Linked DNA regions of Mus musculus: region 2 is linked to region 1. Evidence: chromatin loops called from intact Hi-C (ENCODE). Cell type or tissue: left cerebral cortex. All regions are shown on one strand.

Region 1 (5,000 bases):
TTCTATAAAGCCAGAGTTACGGTTAAAGACCATTCCCAAAGCTGGGAACCTTCCCACACGGTGAGGCTCAGTGAGGACAAAGGCTGTGAGGAATTCCAAAGCTGAGAGGCATCACTTTCTGGGATCAACAAGTGATGGGAGAGTTCCTGACACACAGCAAGGCTGAACCCACCCACACCATGGTGACTCTCAGCAATAGGAGTGCTGGGGTTGGGGAGCTGGGACTGGGGGTGCAGTCCTGTGTTCCCATTAGTGCAAAAAAAGTCATAATTAGCAACAGCAGGGTTGCTAAGTAAAGCCAGAAAGAGAAATAAGGGACGAGGAAGACATCATCTACCAGCCAAAGGAGAGCAACCACACAGGAGAGCAATGAGACAGTCAGCCTTTTAGTCATCAGATGTGAGAGTTCCTGCATTCTCCAGAAGTATGTTCCAGAAGAGTCAGCGTAGAACCAAACCATGATAATGTTTGAAAAGAGGAAATAGAAAGGAATAAGGATACAAGGAAGGGAAAGCAATATTAGTTCCCTTCCAATTCTCCTTTCATTAGGAAAGCATTCTGTGCTCACATCTCAGGATGAGGAACCTAGGCCTGGCCCTTGCCAATTCTTCAAGGATACACTAAGGCTGAAGAGCAACACCCTAGACCTAGGAAAGCCAGATGCATGCAGAATGAATGCTCCAAAGTCATTTGTTGCATACAATTAAAGTTGCATAGATTTATTTTGTCATTACCGAGAATCATTATTAAAATGCAGGTACCCCAAATTTTAAGTCAGCGGTCGTCATGAGGCAGCTGCTTCCTGACAGATAATGTGTGACAATTTCATAACATACCTCAGAAAGCTCATTAGGCTGCACGCGTGGTGCCACTGAAGCTCCGAAGGGCTTCCTAGGGCTTGTGAGAATGTAATTAGGCAAACCACGGGCGTCCGCGAATCTGGTGTTTTTGTTCCAGATGGGTGTAACCTCAGGGTACCCCAGAGCTTTCCCAAGGACAGTTTCTCTCAGTGTCAGTGACTTGAATGCACACCTGAGATGGTCTTTTCGATTTCGCAAAAGGAAATGTTGCCAGGTGAGGAGATTAAAGAGCACACGGCTGCTCTAAGTTCACCACCAGTTACTGATGGAGAAGCCAGAATGTCTTACATCCTCCAGAATGGTCCTGATCACTGGCCTTTTCATAGTTTTTCTCAATATCATGTTGGCCTAAGAAGATTCACCTCTAGGAATGTCTTGAGGCCCCAAGCCTATAATACCACTGCGTGCCGGAAGAACTGGTCCTTGCCTCTCCACGTGGGGTAAACAAGGCTTCTTTCTGAGGGATGAGTGGGTCCACCGGTGTGTGAACCACAATCTCGTGACTTGAGTTGACAAAAGAAGGAGAGAGAGAATGTATCAGCATGCTTCCTCCTCCTTAATTCTGTGGGGAGAGGACTCCATTCAGGGGACTCTCTAGAATGAGCTGAGATGGGTCATTCATGGGCTCTAGAATCCAGCAGACTAAAATTAGACACATCGGCAGTGATAGGCTGTCTCCCTCTTTGATGACACTTGCCATGTTTCACCTTCTCTAAGCGGTCTCTAAGTAGGCCATCCTTAGTGGGTAGAATTAGTTTCCTAATGAGATTGTATGAGGATTAACCAGGATAAGGTGAGGTATTTTTGAGAAAGCATCCATTTGTGTGTTCCAGAACCAGACAAATCCTTATTGAAGGAGCAACAGGGAAAGGTTTCTTTCCCAGGGATACTTGAGAAGGGAGGCTTCTCAGGTTCTCAGAGAACCACACTGGGATCCCATTGCCCTTCCAGACTGTCTGGAGATTGCCCTGGCCAGGGCAGGGATGAGGAGTCCATATAGTATGAGTCCAGAGAAGTTAGATGGAGTGGCAGATGGGGGCTTTCTGGAGGACAGTGTGTCACCAGTACTCACAACCTTAACTTCCCTGACTGCAAATGCAAACACCAGTGATGCTCACCCTACAGAGTAGATGGATGTGTCGTAAGAATTTCAGAGACCATGGGTATTTAAAGTATTGAGAAGTCCAAAGATACTGGGTAGGAAGAACTCCAGACCAGTTCTCATCACCTGGTCAGGATGTCACTGCCACTGGTAAATAAATACCTTGGTTTTGGCATTACAATTGCAAGGGAGTTTGTGGCATTCTCCTAAGATGCTACCAACAATTTCCATGCCTTGGCTTCAGTATCTACCAAGAAAGATAGATACTGGCTGGTATCTTGCATGCACCAAGCATGAGATAGCCACATCTAGCCTGAGGTACACCTCAGGCCTATATTCTGCCACTTCTTCAGGGCTCATGTGACCATGGTGAAAAGAGTTTCTAAGGAAATCCAAGACTAAACAGACACGGAGGAGTGACCACAACCATGGGGGACTCTGCTCTCCCCTCAGCTCTGAGAGAAGTCTGAGCATCATAAAGATTCGAGGATAAAGGACTCACAGACTTGCTCCCAGAAGGGACCAGGAACCCATAGACTCTCCTATGGCAGCCAAAGGAAGTTAGTGTAAGATGGCACCAGAGAAGGACCAGGCACACCCAGCTGAGAAATTATGGGTTATGGGGACTTATTATAAGGGTTCTGTTGGAAACAGGGAAAGGTGTTTAAAATGTTTGGGAGTGTCTGAGACCCCACTGTGGTCAGGTGGGAAAGGTGCTCTAGGGCCTATGGACCTTGTCAGAGGGACAGATTGGCATTCAGGGTTTGCTGTGCTGAGGGAATGCAATGCCACCCCAGGGACCTCTCTCCAGGCTCCCTGCTGCTGAAGAAACTGCTGGGTGAATGGGGAAGGGTGACATCTAACTTCCTGCCTATCAGTCAGCAGGACTGAAAGGGCCTAATGGCGACTGTTTTCTGGTGTTGGGTAGAATGGGGATTGTGATGAGGGCTAAGTCACAGTGGAGAGTGTGAAATATGTGGTAAAAGAGACAGGAGCAGAAAATACATAGAAGGAGGCAACCCAGACTCGGAAAGACAGATGCCATATGTCCTCTCTCATATGTGGATCCTAACTTCGGATTTTTTAGATTGCTGCATTTAAATTGGAGTATCTGTAGAGGACAGGAAGAAAAAAAAAAGGCTAGGGGGAGGGGCTAAGGTGTAATAATTAAAGCACAGAGCATCTGAAAGTGGTGATGGTGTGTGTGTGGGTGGGGGGATACTAGGTTGAATCATTTAAATGAGCAGGGGAAAGTTGACCAAAAAAATAAAATAAAATGCAGGAGAGAGCCACATACACCTACTTCTTTTAAAATAGACCATAAAGGAGTCAGGCTGGAAGTGAGTTGGGAACCCTCTTTGTTGGCTAGTGTTCATGGTGACAGAATATGCTATGCAGGCTGCTCAGGAAGAAACCAGGAGATGAGAAATAAGGAAGAGAGAAAAGCTTTGGTCAGGACATCTCCTGCAAGCCGTGTCTTATACCAAGCCAGCTCATTAGCATTATGCCACCTTACGCTCAGTTTTCAGGGGTAAATGGGACAGGGTCAGCAGAAGCTTTCACAGGGTGGGCAGAAGTCAGCAGGATGCTGATCAAACAGTGCTGTGTAAAAGAAACACAGGATAGCAGGTAGTGATGAGGACGGAGCACTCGGCGGGCAACTCTGGAACTGAAAACTGCAGAGCTTGAAGAAAAGAAAGAGTTGGGTTCTAAGGATCTAAACTCAAAGTGACCCCAGACTATTGCTGGACTTACCAATCATATTCCTGGGTGTAGGCAAGAAACTACACTCCTTCTCCATACATCAGGGCCTGAGGGAAAACCTAGGATTGGCCAGGGTCCCAACACAATACCAGAGACTGGGTAAGGTATAAGGAAAAGAGGTTGATTTGGGCTCTGAGTTCTGGTACAAGATAAAGGGGCTATACCAGTTGGCGAAAGAGTTTCTAGACACTACATGTGGTTGCAAGGGATAGGGAATGCAGGAGATGTCTAGCCCAACTGACTTCTATGGATGATCCTTTTTAGGTCAGACATCATAAAAAGCATAACTGATATATCACTTACCCAGGCTTTGAGCCAGGAGGCCTCCATTGCCCTTGTTGGCAGATGGGGAATGAACTACACACACACACACACACACACACACACACACACACACACAAACACACACACACCACAACAAAATCTAATTCTTGGCTTTTAACTTAAAAATTAATATATGTAGAATGGAGGCAGGAAGTTCCTGGAAGAATTCCCCCTTGCCTTTTCTACTGGTAGGTGAAACACTGCTAAACAGAACCTGGACAGCTGGGAAAGAAACCAGAGAAGGGTCAGTGATACCCTGGTGGAGATCCAGGTAGACATGGGGGTTGGTTGGCAGTGACAAGACCTACAGTGTAGGCATTCTTGAAAGAGGGGTCTAGGGACCCCAATGTGGATAGCATTGGAGGGAGTGGCCAAGGTCCGAGTGCCTGCTGGACGCTCTGCATTTGAGGGTGTGAAACTCACACAGGGGCAGCTCTGATCTGATGCAGAGAACCTGGAACAATGCCAGAGTCATCTTTGCCCTCAGAAATGCCCCACTTGAGTTTCTGTCCTGAAGGGGAGGATGATGCAAGACAGGGTGGTGGCTCTCCAGACCAGGTGATGTGGAGCCCTGTGGGATGTGCCAGAAGGGTCCCGGGATGGATTGATGCTGATGTACATTAGCTGTGGCCAAGGAAGAAGCAGCCTGGGAGGAAATCTGAGGTCTGAAATGATGGCAGAAACCCAGGCAAATTGCTTAAGTTGACATTATCTGCCATCCATGAAATGGAGGGAGAGCCCGAGAAAAATGAAGCACACTACAGGGTCTTTCATACTGAAGTGAATGGCAGGGCAATGAAATCCTTTCCCACAGTCAAAGTGCACGGAGTTTTATAGACGCTCAGTAAATTATGATCTCCATTATTATATAAGCCCAACTACATACAGTGCTCAGCAGCATAGTGATTGCAAGAAAACGGCTTCTCGAAGTGTCCCTGGAAACATGGCTC
Region 2 (5,000 bases), 450 kb before region 1:
GATACCTACTAAGGCTCACACAAAGATCTGGGCATGTTGGCAGATGGCTGCAGTCCCAGGGAGTCCGAGGAAGGAGTATGTTCATTTTCTGGACCAACCTGGGCCACTTAGTCCTTCGTGAGACCCCCTAGGCCAGCCTGCGGAGCTTAATCTGTACTAAGACCCCCATCTCAACACCACACAGCAGGGGCTGGAGCTATGGCACTGCAGTTAGGAGCCTTTCTGGATCTTCCGGAAAGTTTGGATCCTAGCGCCTACCTAGGCAGCTCACAACTGCCTATACCACGAACTCTCAGGAAACACCTAACACCCTCTTCTGCTCTCATACTATCACACACATATGATAGACACAAAGACATAGCTACATAAAACAAATCTTTAAAAATTATTTAGAAAAAATAAAAATACAAATGAACAGCAATGTAGTGGCTATTCCTGGTTGTCAACTTGACTATATTTGGAATGAAGTACAATCCAGAATTGGAAGGCTCACCAGTGACCCTTATCTGGAGGCTTGGAGATAGAAGTTTCTGATCTGGATCTTTGTATGGAGATCTTGAGCCTTAGTGGCTATGGATTCCAGAAGATTAAATCTCTGAGTTCAAGGAACACACCTTTAATCTGGGCTACACCTTCTGCTGGAGACAATATAAGGACATTGGAAGAAGGGAGTCTAGCTCTTGCTCTTGCTCCTTCGCCTGCTTGCTGTGTGAGACTGAGTAACTGCTAGATCTTTGGACTTCCATTCACAGCTGCGACTGAACCATTGTTGGGAATTGGGCTGCCGACTATAAGTCATCAATAAATTCTTTTACTATATAGAGACTATTCGTAAGTTCTGTGACTCTAGAGAACCCTGACTAATACAAGCAACAACAACAAAAAAATCACCCATACGAAGAACCAAGATCGGGCAGGGGGCATGTTCCACAGCCCGTGGCTGATACACATGCAGGGTGGTGCTCTAGATGAAGGAGATCATATGCGTCACAGTGGGACAACTGCATGGCTGTTGGGGTTTCTTAAAGTAGTTACCTCTCCCCCAACACACACACATACACACACACACACACACACACACACACACACACGGACCAGGAGCTGACTTCCCGAATGACACACAGGGCCACATTTTATGAGGGAGTTTAAATCCCACTGAGGACATTTGTATTCATAAGAGTTCATGGGACAAAGCCACGGAGAAGTAACTCACACAGTAGGAGCTACTGGCTATACAAAAGACACTTAGTATTCAAGACACACCATCTGGGTGGTAGCCAATAAGGCCTGGCAGAGCTGGTTTGGAAGAGAATAAATTATGTATTCCACCCTGTCCCCCATCCCCCCCCCCCAAGGTCCCAGCAACCACAGATATCCGCTGGAGGAGGACATGATGAGATCTCTTCCTCACATTCTGCTAAATCACCGTAAAACCAAATAAATTAGGTTCCTGCTTAAACATGGAACTCCACAGAGCCACTGTGATCCAGGGGACTTTCTGAAAGACGACCCCATCTCGGTTACGACTCCTGAAAGTACCTTTAATAAGGGAAAAGGCCACTTAGCCCATCATTAGAGAATAGAACGGCGTAACAGACCAAAGACTGAAGCCAAATTTAGCTGCATGATGATAATAGCAGAGGCAAAACTTCTGGAACTTGAGACCAGGAGAGAGGAAGATGTGTGAGTAGCCCTGGGTGAACCTGACATCAAAGAGATGACCCATGATAAAAGCATCAGAAAGAGGAAGGGAGGAAGGGAGGGAGAGAGGGAAGGCGAAAGGGAAGAAGGAAGGAGGGACAGAAAGAGGAAGGAGAGGGGAGGGAGTGTGGGTCTTGGTTCGCAGGTTGAGGGTACAGTCTTAAAGTAAGCAAGTCACAACCTTGGGAAAAGGAGGTGGCTCAGAGAACATTAGATGTCCCTTCCCAACTTCCCCTTTCCCTGTTCATTTCATTCTGAACTGAGTTCATGGAATAAAGTTGATCGTATTCAGGATGGAGTTTTCCATCCCGGTCATCCTGATCTCCAAAATCTCTTCAGGACATGCCTCTGAGGGTTTGTATCTGTGGCAGTTCTCAATCTCAGGGAGTTAACAGCAGAGATCAGCCACCACACCTGGCCAGGGTAAATCCTGCTAGCTTTAAGGCTTTGATGCGTGGTCTCTGGGGTCTGTATGTTAAATGGCCCGTGGTAGTATCTGGAGCCTTGGAGAGCTGGGGCTTGCTCCAAAGTCCTCTGATCTTACTTGGATGGATCCTTTGAGGTAAGATTAAGATATTCCATTCTTTCTGTGCTTCTCTGAGATAAAGCTGTACCTGCTGCGACATGTTCTCATTGGGACTACACTTACCACAGCCTGTAAGGCAATGGGTCAGTCAACCTCAAACTGAAATATCAAAAACTTAGCCATATCTTTTTCTTTTATGAAATTGAGTGCCTCTGGTAATTTGTTATGGTAACATTAACAGGAATAACACAAGACAGAGTCTTGGTCCGAAACTATAAGCTGGTAGGTATCCACGTGCAATTTAGGGAAAGGTCTTCAGTGTGCTATTGAACTCACCTGTAACATAGCAATCATGTCAAACTCAACCACAGGACTGTGATGGAGTTACTTATGTAAATATTTTTGCAGAAGTAATCTACATATTAAAATTAAGCAGAACTTCTACATCAGAAGGCTAGGGCCAGACAACAGAAACTCCCCGGAGAGAGGACTTTGGGCGAGGTCTCAGAGTATTAAAAGACAGGAAGACATGATGACTTTCCAGGCATACGCTCAGATGAGGTTGGACAAGCAACCCAGCTCATTTGTAATGAGGCAGGCCTGATTCTTGCAGGCTGGGCTATGACTCACTCACAGCTTTGCTGGCCTGCCTTCTGTGTGGTACCATGGAGGTGTTCTCTAGTCATGCCCAAAGGACCATCCTTTCACAAGCTCTGAAATAAATTTAGCACCAAGCTCTAGAAGCAGCCAACACCCCTTTGGAAAACACAATATAACATATGCTCATCATTTACATAACCAGACAGCTGGAGTCTACAGAAATGCAAATTCTGCCATCACTTAAATGTGAAGTGGAAGAAACTCTTTTCCCTGAAATGCAAGGGAGAGGGACAACAATTTGAGGGAAAGGTGATCAACAAATCCAACCCGGTGCACATAAAACAGAAATTCAAATTTCCTCCAAAGGTACACAGATGGCGCGTACACATATGAGCTCTATGTGTTTAGCTTCTGGGGCTTCAGCATGCAGCCATGTGGCTCCTGAGGACTCTCCAGTAGGGTCTCTCCACATCAGAGTGCATTCCATTGAGTGGAGTTCTGGAACGCTCCCCACCCCCCACCCCCACCCCTGGCCTTTATCTTTCCTTCATTCTGCTTGGATTTTTTTTTCTCTTCTCATGGAGGCAGTTGGTTGGTTGTTGGACTGAATTACTGGGAGCTACAAGCAATATTAACCCAGTCCAACCTTATTTTTGCAACTCAGTTCAGACTCTGTAAGCGCCCCGTCCCCCATAGGCAAGCAAACAGCCAGTCAAAATATGCTAACTTGTGCCAAACGCTACTGACATGAATTGCCTGAGCAATCTTTCTACCCAATTTTCTATAAGACAGACATCCCTCACAAGGTGCACACACACACACACACACAGATATTTATCCAAACACACATAATTTGGGAAAAAAAGGGGGGGAGGCAACAGAAAAATCCAGCAATTGCAAAATTACTGTTTCTATGAGTCTCTTTCATTATTTTAAAATAAAGCGTTTATCCAACATGCAACCTCTTGATCCCCATCTCTAATTGAGTGGCTGCCTTGAATTTAAAGCCCAAGTTGCTTTCAGCCCTCAGAATAGTCCCTTAACTCATTCTCAAATCATAGAGAGTGATTTAGATTCTAGAATGTTCCGGGGACAGCTGAGATGTCTCCTCTGTCCTGTTCTCTGGGGCCATATTAGGCTCGTGGAGGTTAATAGGTCAGTCTGCAAAGAAAGGATTTCTATTTCTTCAGAGAGATATATGTCCTCTGTACAGCCAACACTGGCCCAGCAGAAAGAGTTTCAATAAGTGCCCCTCAAGGCTGGAAAGATGCACTCAGCTCCCATGTGCAGAACTGTTATAGTATTCCCTGAGCTTCAGACAGGAAATGAGTGACTGGCTGAACTCGGAGCTCCTATAGGGAAGAAAAGGAAACTGAATGTTTCTCATCTTTCTTCCCCAAATTTCTTGAAATAGAATGTCCACAGGCAAAGGGCCAAGAGGTAGGCACAAAGAGAGCATAATTAAGGCACGCCACTTGCGTGTGGGAGGCCCTGAAACATGTTTGCAAAGAAGCTGTCGAACAAATGCTGCAATTATATGGATGTAAAGAAACACACCATCTCTTAGAAGCTTTAATGAATGCGCGTGATGTAATTAAGTCCCTGAACTTCCTTTGGGGATTTGAGCTTCTATGGCTGCACTTTACAGAATTAAAAACTGTTGCTTTGACTAGTAACCACTGAAATGACGCAGCAGGTTGGGTTGGTGTCTGAATGTACCTTCTGCAGGTAGGACAGGCAGGAAGCCACAGGCTCCCCTTTCATTTTCACGTAGAGTACACCAACCCTGTCCTCTCTACTGGAAGTACAAGGCCTGCAGTTATTAGCCATGGTAAAATAAAAACAGTATGCTTCAGTCAGTTCTAATTGTCATCTTGACAGAAGGTACATTCACTTGGGAGATGGACCTCTGGGGAGATATTTTGACTATGTTATCTGAGGTGGGAAGCCCTAGACCACTGTGGGTGGCACCATTCCTTAAGCAGAGAATTCTGGACTGTAGTAAGAGTAAAGAAATCCTTACCCCTCATCAAGGAGGAGTCTGTTTGCAACAGACAGAAAACTACAACCAATCAAAATGCAGAGGCATGGAGTCCAGCCCTAACTGATACATCTACAACACAACTCTTGAACCTATGGCTCAGAGATCATGTGGAGGAAAGGGCAAATATTT

Evidence for each region. Hi-C counts contacts between places; a loop is a spot of excess contacts. Peaks named below come from ENCODE experiments on the same cell type or tissue, not always from the same donor. Only the 100,000 strongest peaks of a DNase experiment are listed, where the experiment ranks them.
Region 2: a loop joins it to region 1, with 7 times the contacts of the local background. A loop is called at or near these places in 2 of 42 quality-filtered maps.

Annotation. Positions count from the first base shown.
Region 1 is chr17:67,455,899-67,460,898 of GRCm38, forward strand. No RefSeq gene overlaps it. Among named protein-coding and RNA genes, the nearest start is that of Gm36152, 100 kb to the left of the region's middle. In left cerebral cortex, no CTCF peak of the experiment used is centred here; DNase peaks (open chromatin) are centred at 3,032 and 3,241; H3K27ac peaks cover 469 bases.
Region 2 is chr17:67,009,118-67,014,117 of GRCm38, forward strand. All of the region lies in intron 7 of Ptprm (protein tyrosine phosphatase, receptor type, M), which reads right to left. Among named protein-coding and RNA genes, the nearest start is that of Mir5709, 15 kb to the right of the region's middle. In left cerebral cortex, no CTCF peak of the experiment used is centred here; DNase peaks (open chromatin) are centred at 1,260, 2,926, 3,499 and 4,288; H3K27ac peaks cover 485 bases.